Regions from separate parts of the Homo sapiens genome. Here region 2 is linked to region 1. A link is a contact called in ENCODE Hi-C or POLR2A ChIA-PET data. All regions are on one chromosome and are shown on one strand. Each heading gives the region's core, a stretch centred on a gene start or an enhancer-like site at or near the end of the contact. The rest is flanking DNA. Distances are from core to core; before and after follow the strand shown. Region 1 overlaps LOC105377921 (a long non-coding RNA gene). Region 2 holds the start of CD24 (CD24 molecule).

The links. Hi-C counts contacts between places; a loop is a spot of excess contacts on that map. ChIA-PET counts read pairs that join two places held with the same protein, here RNA polymerase II (POLR2A). Pooled maps may share reads with other maps.
Region 2: a loop to region 1 is called in a pooled map of gastrocnemius medialis, with 4 times the contacts of the local background. The contact joins the promoter of CD24 here to the enhancer-like site in region 1. A Hi-C loop is called at or near these places in 1 of 168 maps with a recorded cell type or tissue (CD4-positive, alpha-beta memory T cell) and 10 of 50 pooled maps. POLR2A ChIA-PET finds 5 or more read pairs at or near these places in 1 of 52 experiments (BJ).

The regions. Positions count from the first base shown.
Region 1 is chr6:105,480,079-105,487,532 of GRCh38, forward strand. It overlaps LOC105377921 (a long non-coding RNA gene), which reads left to right. Exons shown (of 2, transcript XR_942832.3): 2 at 1-1,228. Among named protein-coding and RNA genes, the nearest start is that of PREP, 81 kb to the left of the region's middle. Within about 2 kb of position 4,718, at least 3 of the 41 ENCODE cell types and tissues checked have a DNase peak (open chromatin) inside an H3K27ac peak, as active enhancers do.
Region 2 is chr6:106,969,806-106,977,259 of GRCh38, forward strand. CD24 (CD24 molecule) reads right to left here and starts at 4,924. Exons shown (of 2, transcript NM_001359084.1): 1 at 4,773-4,924; 2 at 26-2,029. The coding sequence starts at 4,841. The coding sequence ends at 1,856. RefSeq lists silencers at 5,276-5,425, 5,466-5,685.

The sequences.
Region 1 (7,454 bases), core at 3,468-5,967:
TTTATTGATGTCAATGTTAACATTTTGGCATCCTTCCCAAGTATATTGCAAGAAATACATCAATAAAAACTTAAATTTAAAAAATATGTAGTCTGGGGCCAGATAATAATGGCATATTTCTTTAAAATTAGGTATAAAGGAGTACAGACGAGGTCAAAATTCTAAAATTGGAATCTTGCCATTAACAAACAGAACTGACATTCTGATACTTCTATCTGCTGTGGACGTGACACAGAGACTTACCAAAGCCAAGATACATTTATTCAAGGAGGAGCAACTTGCCTTTATACTTATACCTTTGTTAATAACTTGTTTAAAGCAATCCTTTGTTTTCTTTGCATATTTGAATTGATTTGCTAAAAGTTATCTACTGTTAAATAAGCAAAACTCAAAATTTTCAAGCATATGGGACTTGTTCAGAATCAGTTTTTAGTTTCTTTTTCAGGATTTTGTACAAGTTGCAAGAGAAGAGACACAAAATTATCTTATTAATTCTATTGCAATATGGAGATACATTTTAAACAAATGGAAATAATCAATATTAGTATTATCTGTATATTTGTGTGTGTGTGTGTTGATCTGACTATATTTTTCTTCAAAGGGAAATCACAAAGGCCAAGTGTGTTTATCAGGTAACTCACCTTAAGAAAACTTGTACTATGTGAAAAGTCAATTTCTTTAAAAACTGTCACCAACTCAACCCTGGTTTGTAAGTAGAAAAAACTATCAATTATTTTTTAACAATAGTAATACTCCCAAGGTATATACTTCTGCCACAAAAAATTAAGAATAGTTTACTTAGCACGTTTTGTCATTGTGGAAATCATTGAGAAAAATCACAGTGGAAAGTTATTTGAAAAGGCATAACTGTCATTAGAAAGAAATTAAGAATAAAGAAGGCAGGCCTGGCGTGGTGGCTCATGCCTGTAATCCCAGCACTTTGGGAGGCTGAGGTGGGTGGATCTCCTGAGGTCGGGAGTTCAAGACCAGCCTGACTAACATGGAGAAACCCCATCTCTACTAAAAATACAAAATTAGCCGGGGTGGTGGCACATGCCTGTAATCCCAGCTACTCGGGAGGCTGAGGCAGGAGAATTGCTTGAACCCAGGAGATGGAGGTTGCGGTGAGCTGAGATGGTGCCATTGCACTCCAGCCTGGGCAAAAAGAGTGAAACTCCACCTAAAAAAAAAATAAAAATAATAAAAAAATAAAGCAGTAAAAACAAAATGTTTGCATGTGTCATTATCTTTGTATTGGTCGTCTATTTTGTAAACTTTCATCATTACTTTAAGCATTTCAGGCCACTTCTTCAGTCATTATTGTTGATTATCATTTAGTCCTCCAATTCCATCAGAGTGTGCTAAGGTAGTAAAATGAAATTAGGCACAATGCATGGCAGAAGGTATAGCAATTTGAAATGTCTTCCAAAATCAATTAGATATTACTTTGGGTTAGCAGTGGAGGTGGGAACATAGTTACAGGTAATTGAGAATTGGCTGTGAATATGGGCTCATACATTGTGTTTTTGAACATGTTGATATAATTCTGTGAAATGAGAGAAATGGCCTCAAATCACCTGGCTGCTTCTGCTTTATTTTATGGTTAGATATTCAACTGCCATCACAGACTACAATAGAGGAAAGCTGCTATTATTTATCAAAGACTAGACCTGCTAGCTGAAGTGCAGTTCACCATTCACTTGGGTGGTGGTATGGCTCACCTCCAAAACACTGCTCATGAGTTGACCTTATTATTTTTATCTGCATGTCTTGACCTATAGCGGGCTTAAAATGTCATTATCAACCTAATGGAAATACAGATTTTTCATTTTTTTCCCTTTCTCTGCCTTCTCTTTTTTCTTTTCTTTTCTTTTTTTTTTTTGGTATGCATATGTATCATAATACTCTTTGGGTTAATCAGGTCCCATAGTGGACCTCGACAATACCTGAGGGGATCCTAAGTCATCAGAATATAGGGGGTGTGAGTGGTCTCCCTTTATTTCTGGAATGCTTGCTTTCTTCGGAAATCATGAAGACATCTTTATTTGAAGCCTTGTTCATCCTTTAAATTGACTCGCAGATTTGCTATTATCTAGAGCGTCTTGAAAGGTGTTGTGCGTATCTGACAAATGGCCTCATTATTCATTAACTTTCACTTTGATATACATATTTTTTAAGTTTTTTTCTCTTTTCTTGCTTTTAAAAATTGGATGTGTCAAACATGCCCCGACTGCTTTAGCACTGTCTATCTGTCTGGTGAAGGAGTGCTGGAAAATTCACATTTAAACAGCATCTCCACAAGTTCTTAATGATGTGCTGAAAGGCAGCTGGCCCAAGTCCAAGTCTGGGGTTTCACTGCTCAGGAAGGTCAGTTTAGTCCTAAGGGGAAGGAAAGAAAAAAAAAAAAAAACCCAAAAGACCCAAAACCAACTATAATCTGTATATCCCGTAAAAGAAAAATTACAAATTCTGATGTAATACTTAAAATTATTATTTCTTAATTCCAAAGTAACTGCTTTTATGACCAGCAAACTCCCAATGGTTAAAATTATTAGCTCAAGACATTTTGCTTTAGTTTAGACAAAAACCTCTAAGTGGCCTACTTTCATTTTCAGTTGGTTGAACAGTTTGTGGTTATATTTGAAATACTTTTTAAAAATGGTCTTGGGTAGGGAGTCAAATTAAAAAACCAAAAAATGCCAAACCTCAGTTTTTGAAAACTGTTTTCCTGAAGACCTGTCTAATCATTCCAATAAGGACACAAAGACATCGACCAATCACATAAATTCCTTATAGTCTCAAAAGCAACAGAAGGCCCCCCCCCCCACTCCCCTCCTCCAATGCAGGCAAGTTTTACATTATTTCTTAGATTAGCTACACATCTTGTTTTTCATGAATTTTAAAAACACATTTATGCCTCTCTGAGGCAGGAAGAATGGGAGTTAACAGCTCAGAAGGAAAATCATAGTGACATTGGACCACATGCCATCTGACGAGGGGATTACTTATAGATGATGTGTGTTCTCTAGTTATCCCTCAAACTCCCCTTGGACGATTAACTGTCTGGTTGGGAGGTGAAGGCTAAGACAGACAGATTAATAAACAGCTTTTCTTCACAACCAAGTCATTTGTTGAATAAAATCTATGGGAAAGCTGATGCCATAAAAGAAGTTAGATAGCATCACCATGGCATTATCGCCCTGGTTATCCCTGAACTCTGGAGACTTAATAATCTTCAAATAAGTAGTATTTAAACAAATCCCCTTTCAAAAGAAATGAAAAACTGGAGAGTTTATTTAATAACCACCACAAACATGAAGTGGTATAAAAAACTCTGCTTTCATGATTTAATTTTGATAACAACCAAATGTGCTGAGTAAGTCTTCAAGTCCCAAAGTTCAGCATTTTTTTTTTCTATTTTCCACTGCTTAATCTATTAAGAAAAACTAACAAAAATGATTGCTGCTGCTTTTGGATCTTTGAGCGTAATTCATCTTGTTTGTTTAATGCACGGTGAAGAAAGCTGGTTAATGGAGGTTAATCAGCTTGGAACCTGCTCAAGGACAGCACGTTGAGGTTTGAGAAGGGTGCCCTATGCCATCACAGCAGTGCAAAATGCAACAAAAAACGTCTTGCAGCTCTCTGTTCAAAGAGTCATTGCATGATAAAAGAGAAGGCTACAGTCTGACTCATGATGTACTGAAATAATCTGATATCTCTGTTTGGCTTCTCTAAGAGCAGAATTTCATGGAGTCTGGGATCATTCTGAGGGGCATCCATTAAAATGTGAGTGTGAGTTTTGCTTTTTTTTTGGTCTGTGTGCAGATTTCTATACAGTTATATTCCTTATTCTTCTTTTGGGTTACAGGCCCCTTTGAGAATCTGATAAAAGCTATAAAATCCAGAAGAATGCACACACACAGAAGTTACACATCTTGTTAGGGAGCTCCACCAAGTCCCTGAAGCCTGTCTGTGAACCCCCTGTTGCACGTACAGACAAGACCTTGTCTGATTGATGAATTCATCTTGCATTTTTATAACCTTTCCAGGCTGCCTGCATTTTATTGGTGCTTTTTGGCAAGGGAGCCAAGACTCCTAAAAAAATCTACAAGCATGAGATTCCTTGAAATGGAGAGGTAACAAACAAAGAAAGGAACAAAGTTAAAAGCCCGAGAACCCCTAAGATTTCATTCCTTCAGGAAAATCTGTGTCATAAATCACTTCTCCAGGTGTCTATATTTGACTCTTAGTTGTTTGTGTGGGAGTCCTTCCCTTCACTTTGCTGCCTCCACCTGCTTTCTCCCTTCCTTCTCACCGACCCCAGCACAGGCACAGTGTTACCTGTTCTGTTCTGTTCTGCACCAGTGGGACAATGTTGCCAACTGCCTTCTCATCTAATTTGTGAAACCAGGTCTCTTTCCTCCAACATATACAATCTTGTGTCACAGGATATCTTCCTCTTTCTTTGGAAAAGATATCTTCAAGAAGATAAGTTCTGAACTCAATAAATATTTTCCTTTCTCAAACTAGTGATAGATATAGCCCATTGACTCATTTCAAATGCCAGAGATTGCACTTGTTTTCATCAGTACGAGTTTGCCCTTTATGCCTGTGAGGAGCTAAGTATAAGCCAGTTTCACACACCCCTCCCCTTTTAATTCAGCGCCTTGTCCATATCTCCACACCCCAAAATGAGCAGTGTCTGTACGATCTTACTGGCTCTTAACCTGAGGAAGAGAGACCTGTGGTCATCTCCTATTTAAATGTTTTCTCTTTAAGTGCAGTTTTCCAATATTCCACTAGTTGGGGCTCTATACAAAGGAAAGAAAAAGAAGGGGTTCCTGCAGAATTATTTACTAAGAAAACACAATATATGATACCGCTAAACTATTTTCTGAGGCCCTGGAAATAAGCGCGTTAATTTAATTTTTGTTCCTATATACCAACCATGAAGTTGTATTATATCGCTATATCAGACGTGCTTGCTTTGCTTACATTGGTTAGAGAAGTAAAACCAAGATTATCGCTTTTGATATGATTTGCAGGTAACCAGCTTACCCATTGCGTAGTTATTACAAAATATGAAATTATAAAGTGCGCAATGGAACATTTGCTACGCAAGTGGTAAGACCATCTTCTTTGTAAGATTTTTCTAGGACAGTCATCTTTTAAACCCTTGTTGTTTGATTGAAAGTCTTTCCAGTCTTGAGAATTTGATTTCTGTGTCAGCCTAGGACCAGAGTTTGGACAAGATGATCTAATATCGGTTCCCTCATGAACCGCTGGGAAACTGACTTGGTCCATGCTAACATTTGCTTCTCTCTCTCAGCTTTTACTTACTTTGTGTCAGGTTGAAAGATTACCTCGGACAGTCACAAATAATCCAAGTCTCCCAGTGCTTTGCTTACCCTTGCTTGTTGTAGGTTTGTTTATCCTGTCTTTCTCCACCTCCCCGGAGATCCTTTGGCAAATCTGATAAACAATTCCTTTTTCTTGCTCAAGGCAGAAAGTCCAATCGAATACAATGGGAGGCCAGACTTGGCTGAAATGCAGGCTGCAGGTGTTCTCAGCATTGTGGTCATCTAAACCAGATGCTGGGGGAGTTGAAGCACCTGCTTCCCTTCTCTGTGTACACTCCGGAGACTACCACTCCTGGGTAGGCTGGGCCAGAGAACCAGGCTGAAGTGAGCGACGTACATACTGCAGCATCCTTTTGACAGATAAAATGAGTTGCTCTAGAAACAATTTCTCAAAATTCCCCTTTAAGTCCTCAAACACATACAGGTTGATCTGCTATTCTCTCTCTCCCTTCCCTGATATGACACCACTATTCCTTCAACACACACACACACACATACACACACACACCTGACAACAGAGCCTGCTTCAAGCAGATACTCAGAGACTCAGAGGCAACTTTATTTTTCCCCGGATTATCTAGGAAGAAAAGACTGGCTGTGGACAAGATGGTGATGACTTTTATGGTTCCGATAACAATGAGACAGATGCCAAAAGGCTTGCATAGCCTCAAATTTTATGAACATTTCTATAGGTGTCATAAATCTCTGAACAATCCAGAGAGAACATTAAATCTTCTATCTTGAATGTTGAAGATTAATAAGAGTTCAGGGGAGAAATTGGTCCTGAGGCAAGGTGACTATGTTATAAGCAGCTGCAGAGGTTGGCTCTGGTATTTTCATTAAGATGATTCTAAGTTGTATTATTTCAGCTCTAAATGTTAATAACACATTGACAGCAGGCCTGTGCATGTGTAGCCAAACCCTTAGTTGTATACCTGCACGAGTCAAGTTCCGTCCTTCTGTTAATATTTTTTAAAATTTTTATTTAAACAAATATTTAATTGTTTTGTAGGGACAGGGTCATGCTGTGCTGCCCAGGCTGGTCTTGAACTCCTGGCCTCAAGTGATCCTCTTGTCTCAACCTCCCAAAGTGCTGGGACTACAGGCATGAGCCACCGCACCTGACTCCTGCTATGACTATTTCTATTCTGATTTCAGTGTTTCTTTTTACCGCAAATACTCTTCTGGGACAGAGATAATGCTTTGCATTGATACAGAGGGATATATTTTATCTGTATATCTTTGCCCTCTGTTCTAAAAGTCAGCTGAGAAAGTTTTTGTCTTGAGGATTGAAGCCCCGACCCTGCTCCGCTCTGGAGGTTTCCATGCAAACATAGGCAGTGAGGGCCTAGGCCCAGGCCCCTTGAAGGGGAGGTATATCCTGGACCTCAGTCCTTCCCAGCACCCCATCTCCTCCCTCCAAGGGAAACTTGTCTCTTACCTGAGCCTCTATTGATATCAGAGCTTGAGGAAGCCCTTTAAATTTGCTCCCTGTATCTCTGTAATGCACAGACACATTCTTGTTGCTACACGCCCAGACCAACTCTACATTCAAAATAATAATTTTTCAAAGGAGAGACCTGGGGTAGGTTTGTGATGTTAAAAGATAAAACTTGGACAAATTAAATTTAACAGAGTTTAATTGAGCAAAGAGCGGTATGTGAATCGGGCAGCCTCCCAAATCAGAAGAGGCTCAGAGACTCCAGTGCAACCATGTGGTGGAAGAAGATTTATGAACAGGAAAAAGAAAGTGATGTGCAGAAAACAGAAGTGAGGAACAGAAACAGCCTTATTGGTTACAGCTTGGAGTGAGCCTTATTTGAACATGGTTTGAATAGTTGGCCACCCTTGATTGGCTGAAACTTGGTGATTGTCACTAGAGTAGGTTACGGTCTGTTTACACATCCACTTAGGTTATAGTTCACTATATAGAGAAAGCTTTGGGCTGAATTTAAAATATGTAAGGAGGTGGCTTTAGGCTACACTTAATTTAACAGTGGGCATGAGCGGGAAAGAGGGTTGGTAGGCTGGACAAGAGTGATAAATCAAAAGAAATTAGTGGAGTCGATTTGAGATGAGGGATGATATACGGTA
Region 2 (7,454 bases), core at 3,674-6,173, 1.5 Mb after region 1:
TACTGGAAAAACTTAAAATGCAAGATTGCTCTTTCAGCCATTTCTTTTTATTTACAGTTTGTGTTCAATGCAAATCAATTCCATAAGAAGTTACTATGAATCAAAGCGTAAATACACAAACACAATATACAATCCAAAATAGATGTACAGCATTCTGGAATAAAGCAAGAGTGTTCATTCACACACACAGTAGCTTCAAAACTGTTCGATCTGTTTGTTCCCATGTAGTTTTCTAAAGATGGAAAAAAAGGACTTTGGTCATCAAGACTACTGTGGCCATATTAGATTACTGGAACATCTAAGCATCAGTGTGTGACCATGCGAACAAAAGACTTCGGGGAGTGTCTATTTTTAAAAAGGTTTATGTGTGTCGAGGCAGTTGTAAAAGATTTACTGCAGAATCAAGCCCACTTTTAGGCTTAGGACCAGGTTCTAACTATCTAAAAATATTGACTGATAACAAAAAGTGTTCTAAATGTGGCTATTCTGATCCATAGTTGTTTTTTAAAGAAAAAAAATGTATATACAGAAAGAGTATAAAAGTTTGTGAATTTAATGCAAATTAGCTTCCAGTCTTCACTTCCCAAATACTTGATTTATAGTTTTGACTCCTTTACATTTTTGCCTTCTTAATTTCAAGATTTGCAATTTTGCCTTCAAAACAGATCATTTTTTTAAATTGTAAAAAGTATTCAACATATGCAGAAATAAAAAGCATTTTGATGGCTGGGCGCGGGGGCTCAAGCCTGTAATCCCAGCACTTTGGGAGGCCGAGGCGGGTGGATCACCTGAGGTCAGGAGTTCGAAACCAGCCTGGGCAACATGGTGAAACCCTGTCTCTACTAAAATTACAAAAATTAGCCGGGCATGGTGGCAGGTGCCTGTAATCCCAGCTACTTGGGAGGCTGAGGCAGGAGAATCGCTTGAGCCCGGGAGGCAAATGGTACACTGATCTGAGATCGCACCACTGCACTCCGGCCTGGGCGACAAAGTGAGACTGTCTAAAAAATAATAATAATAAAAAGCATTTTGAAATTAGTCGTGGTCAATGCAATTCTACTCTTTGGAATCCGTTTAGCTAAATGAATGTAGTGCTCTTGTTGAATGGAAACAGGTGATAGGAAATGCCTACCATTTGACTCAATATGGATAATCAAGAGTTGCTCAGGATGCTTGGATCTGGGGGTAGATTCTCATTCATCATTGCCCTGGCACATGTCAATTACTACATAAAAGGTCAAATGCAATGTCAAATCCAAAGCCTCAGGAGGAAAGTGAGTTCAGTTCCCAAGAGAACAGCAATAGCTCAACAATGTAAAACTTCATCTAGAGTATATCGGCATTAAATTAGTGCTGTCGAAACAATACGTTGAGGAATTACAGTAACACCTGGAAGTTCCTTCTCATGTACATATAAATAGAATCATGGAAGCTTTTTATATTACCTGTTTTATGGCCTTATAGAATTAATGAACCAAATGAAAACTGAATCTCCATTCCACAATCCCATCCTTTATTTCTATTCTTATTTTCAAGGTAGTATTAAGTGTCCATATTTCTCAAGCCACATTCAAGGAAATCATGTCTTAACTATTTTGGATGTTGCCTCTCCTTCATCTTGTACATGAAACTCCAGCAGATTTAATATTGGCATCCATCATCTAGTCAAACCTCTCACATGTTCTTCAAATCAATCAAATTTGGGATTCTCAACATTTTCTGTGTCAATAAAAGGTGTGGAATTAGTAGATTCGATGAAGACCTGTTTTTCCTTGCCACATTGGACTTCCAGACGCCATTTGGATTGGGTTTAGAAGATGGGGAAATTTAGAAGACGTTTCTTGGCCTGAGTCTCTTAAGAGTAGAGATGCAGAAGAGAGAGTGAGACCACGAAGAGACTGGCTGTTGACTGCAGGGCACCACCAGCCGCCTTGGTGGTGGCATTAGTTGGATTTGGGGCCAACCCAGAGTTGGAAGTACTCTGGGAGGAGTTACTTGAAGTTCCAGTTGTTGTTTCACTGGAATAAATCTAAAATACATAAAAAGTTACATGGATACATTTCCACATCACAGCTACCTCCATGTACTCTCATATAAAATTAAAGTAGGTGATATATTCTTAGATTGCTCTCTTACCATTGTTCTCTTACCCAACATCATTAACTTCTGAATTCTTGCTCAACCCACCAAGGTCATTCTCTTTAGTTTCAAAACAAACTACCTAGAGATGCCTCAAAAATGCCAAGTGGCAACAAGAACAAAAAAGTTATTCAATAACTATAACTCCTGTTTTTATTTCTTTGCAAAGGAAAAAAGGACCAGGTTAACTAATTCAGTTTCCAAGATTATATTGACTTAATGGCATTGCAATAAGGTCTATTTTCCCAGAAAGGGGGAGATTTTAAAGTTGCACAAAAAAATGGGGATTTTTAAATATTGTAACTGAGACTTATGGAACTAGAATTCATTGGGTCACTGTCTATCCTGGATTTGCTAGGTAACTTTCACATACTCAATTTAATACAGCCTTGGTAACTTAGCCTTTTCCTTAAGGGGGAAATGCAGTCTTATCTTCTCCCTTGAAATTTGAAATAGTAACTCTTCTAAAAAATGGCCACAATATTTGTGTTAAATTGAAAAAGAAAATGAGTTTTTCCTTTAAGGCAGAATGACTTCAAGAAAACACCATGAAGTCGGAACGATTTCACAAAAGACAACGAGAGGTTATGGTGTTAAGTTTCACCAGCAGCAGCCTCACTGGTCGCCAAGCTCATTGCTGTGGCCAAGAACCAAGGTTCTCCCAGTGTCCCAGCGTCTGAGTGGCATCATTCACCACTGATTTTTCAAGCCACGAAATGCACAGTCCAGTAGGGCACGTGATAATCTCTCCTTTGTCATGGAACAAAGGCAGATCGGAGTTTTCAGCCCTCACTGCAAGGGAGGGTTTACAAGAGCTTCTGATTACAGGCTGGAGGGAGGACGTGGCACCAGGCAAGAGTCTGGGCCCCGTGTACATTTGGCTGCCTATTAATCCAAAGATAAAGCCCTCCTACATCAGCACCAGCTCCTTTTGTTGTAAAATCCATAAGGTCATTAAACAAATATTGACTACAGAAATGTACAAATCCTATCCAAAATAGATTAGTGACAACAACAAAAAAATCTTGATCAAGTCAAATTTATTTATCGGGCACCTACTGTGTGCAAGATTTAGTGTGTCCCATCAGGAAACGGCACTCCCAATAAAGAAAAGCATTAATATGGTAATTTACTTAAAACAGGGTGCCTGTTTTGGACACCTTGTTTGGGATCCCGCAAAGTAACCTGTTCTTTATTCATGCAATGAGTTTTACTGCAGCAGGTGATGTTTTCTTTTTAAAACCTGGTGTATCAATCTGAGGATCTAAAGATCCTCTACACCAACAAAAAAATTATGTTTATTAAACTGACACTAAACAAAATTTTCTCTCCCAAGCTAGATTTATTCGCATTATTAAAACTTCTCACTTACAATGTTGGAGGAAAAAAATCTGGTCGGAGAGAAGATGGGGCGGGGAGTGGAGGGGGCCGGTTTCTCGCAGCCGCGCCCCTCCCCCATCAAAGAATTGAGGAAGGCTCGGGAGCGCAGCGGACTGGGAGGAAGACAATAGGGTACGGTTACCCCGCCAGCGGTGGGGAAGCGCGTTCCACACTCAGGCTGCACTCCCAGGTGAGCCCGGACTTTCGATGTCTGGGGACGGAGGACGCAGCGCGCCCAACTTTGGGGGAGAAGCCCCAGTGACAGTCCTCGATTAACCCCAATCGAAGGCGCTGGAGAGCCGTCACTCCCATCCTCCAAACCCGAACTGACCCAAACAAACGTACCTTCTTCGCCCCCGCCCCCGCTAGGGTCTCCCAGGCCCAGCCCCCGGTCTCTCTCGCCGGCGCGGTGCATCCATACACCCTCGAGGCAGCGCTGCGCGGCCCCGGGTACCCGCACCCGGGGCGAGGTTCCCCGGATGGAGGATCTAGGGAGACCGCGCTGGTAGCGGCGACCCGAACAAAGCCTGGCGGGGACTCGGGACAGAATCGTCCCACCATGCTGCCTCCCCAGAACTAGCCAATCTGGGCTAAAATAACATGGGGATCCTAAGATGACAAGCGATGGACGTGAAAGGTTGCCTCGCAGAGAGCGCAGCGTCAGGAGAGGGTCCCCGCCTCGGCTTCAGCCCGGAACCGGGGTTTGTTTAAAAAGGGCCAGATAGCCGTAGCTTCTCCGGGATACCCAATCCAACTCCGAGGGTGGAGGATGGGCGTGAGCCGCCCTCCCCGAAAGGGACCGTCGCCTCTCTTTGTGTAGAGCGCGGGGAGCGCGAAGACATTCCTAGGGGAAAGCGAGTCCTCAGGGACCCAGGGACAACGTCCCCAGGGAGCCCGAGCTCTCCAGGCGCTAATCCCTGCAGGCACCTCGGGCCTCTGGGTGAAAGTGGGAAGTAGTCACCTGGCTGCCTGGGAAGGGACAGCGTGGAACCTGGGGTGGGGCAGGGTCCTCTCAGCCCGCACGCGGAGCTGCATTGTTCCCAGGGCCGTGGGAGGAGGGGGGGCAGCACGCAAGGGAATGGAAAAATGGGGTCCACATGGCCCTCTCCCCTGGTCAGCTAAGCAAGATTCTCTCCCGGTCCCTGTCCGTGGCCCGAGGCAGGAGCGCAGGACGGTCCCCCGGGACCGGGTCCATCTCCCCTGCCCCCACCCCGGGAACGGCCCTCGAGCCCCGCCGGGCGCCAGGGCCTCACCTGCGTGGGTAGGAGCAGTGCCAGCAGCAGCAGCCCCAGCCCGAGCCTGGCCACCATTGCTCTGCCCATGTCCCCTCCGTCGGTGCGCGGCGCGTCTAGCAGGATGCTGGGTGCTTGGAGAACCGCTGGCTCCGGGCGGGCGCAGGCAAGGTGGGGAGCGCGGCGAGCCGGCGAGACCTTATATACCAGGAAAGCCACAATAGCCGTGACGTGGCGCCGCCCGCCCACCCCGGCTCCCCTCCGCCGCCGCCCGCCGCCTCCCCGCCTTCCCCGCCCCGCTCCGGGTTCCCCAGCGCCCCCGCCGCCGCCGCCACTGCCACCGCCGCTCCGGCCCTCGCGGGCCGGGAGCCCCCCGGGCGGGCGCCGCTGCAGGTGGGCGGGCGCCGCCGGCTGCTGGTACCCGGCTGGTATCCCCGCGCCGGCTGCGGGCTGCGGGCAGGCTGGCACAGGCGCCCAGCGCCTCCGGCACAGGACCCGGGGCACACACGCGAGCCACACACGCCGCGCTGGGGGCCGGGCCCAAGTTTCCTTTGTTTCCCGGGACCTGCCATCTTACCCCCCAAAAGAAAAGTCCGCGCCTCCGCTGCGGCGGGGTAGCCGCCTGTCCTGGAGCAAGTGCATTGCCACTCAGACTGCAAAATGCGCCCCGGGGACCCGAGAGGGGCTGCGAATTCCAGTGCGACCGCGTGGGGGGCGGGCGCCGGGACCCCTCGGGCAGGGTTATCTCTCGGCCCGCCGCAGAGGAAAGGGGAACGCGGCGGGCGTGGCGCGGACGCGGGCCGGACGCTCACCCTGGCCGACGGGACCCGGGCGCCGCCTAGCGCGAACCCTTCCCGGCTGGTCGGCGCTCCTCGCAGGCGGTGTCCGGGTCCGGAGCGATCTGCGCGCTCGGCCCCGCGGCCGCGCCCTCCCCGAAGCCCTTGCTTTGTTCTGTGAGCGCCTCGTGTCAGCCAGGCGCAGTGAGCTCACGGGGGCGTCCCGGGTCCGCATCTTCCCAGGAGCTGGGGAGCCGCTCGCTGGGCGCAGACCCGCTGCCTGACGCTGCAAACTACAGGGTTTCGGTCCCCCGCGCTCCTGCCTGCGGCGGGCGAGGAGGAGACGGCCCACCCTGAGGGGACCCCCTCCGCGGCCCTGAAGCCCCCACCGCCCTCCCCGAGCGGCTCTGCTCCCAGGTTCTACTCGGGGGCAGGAACCTCCCCTCCTGGCGGTCCCACTACAATTCACCGTCCCTCTCGAATTCCTGGGGATACACTTTTTCGGTCTCTGTTGCCCGTCATTCGTTTAAAGAGCAGAACCGTTCGAGATAAAGGCATTTACTTATCCGTAGTTGCCATTAGGCAATTTAATGAACCGGCACAAAGAGGAGATTCGTCATCACTCTTTAGATTTTGGTGGAATACTTTTTTCCTATCCATCTTATTGTGAAAACTTTCAAGCATACAACAAAAGTTGAAGTAATTTTACTGGTGGAGTATTTTGAGTTTAAATTTTAATTGCAAGACTTAATCTTTTTATTGAAGGTTTAGCCCAAGTGTTTTTCAGTCTTTAAAGCAAACAGCAGAGACCAAACCTAGTATGGTTGTAAATTTGTTTAAATTTCAGTTTTGCAGAACACTCTCGTTAGTATTTTTGGTTCAATTTTTAATTGCAAGACTTAATACTTTTATTTAAGGTTTAGCCCAAGCATTTTTCGGTCTTTAAAGTAAACCACAGAGTAGTAAGATTCTAAATTTGTCTAAATTTCACTTTTGCGTGGCAGTCTCATTAAAACAAAGTAAGTTTCAGGGAAGCAAAGTGACAATGAAATCTGCAGTAGGTTTGTTGACTGAATAGTGACTGAATTGGTTTGTGCCTTCAAGGTCAGTCACTTTAGCTCAGTAACTTTCCAAGCACGTTTAAGATGTGCTTGGGAACACAAGAATTTCTGTCGAGCACCAGTGGACTTTCCTGTTTAACAGTGTACCACATTATATAGAAATACTTTGGCCGGGCGTGGTGGCTCACACCTATAATCCCAGCACTTTAGGAGGCTGAGGAGGGCTGATCACCTGAGGTCAGGAGTTCCAGACCAACCTGACCAACATGGTGAAACCTAAAATCTAGTCTCTACTAAAATTTAGTCTCTACTAAAAATCCAAAATTAGCCATGCATGGTTGCTCATACCTGTAATCCCAGCTACTTGGGAGGCTGAGGCAGGAGAATAGCTTGAACCTGAGAGGTGGAGGTTGCAGTGAGCAGAGATCAGGCCATTGCATTCCAGCCTGGGCAACAAGAGCAAAACTCTGTCTCAAAAAAAAAAGAAAAAAGAAATAGTCTGGCCCAGCTTCTCCATTCCTTTTCCGGGTGAAAAAAATGGACTGTTTGTGACTCAGGAGTGCCGGGTTCCAAGGCAAGGAACATACTATGTCCTCCACAAGCTGCTTGTTGAACTAACTGGTGGTATTCCTAGGATAAGACAGCCTCTAAAGACAGACTGCCAGAGTTCAAACCGTGGCTCTGCTAATTTTGCTGGAGACAAAAAGCCTCAGTTCCTTCATCTATAAAATGGAGATAATAACATCATTACTAATTAGTTATTAAAGAGTTATTGTATATATAAGTGTTAGAATACTGCCTGCCTCAGAGTAGTAGCTCTCACTTAATATTTGCTCTTCCACTGAAGGTGCCAGCAACCAGAAGGT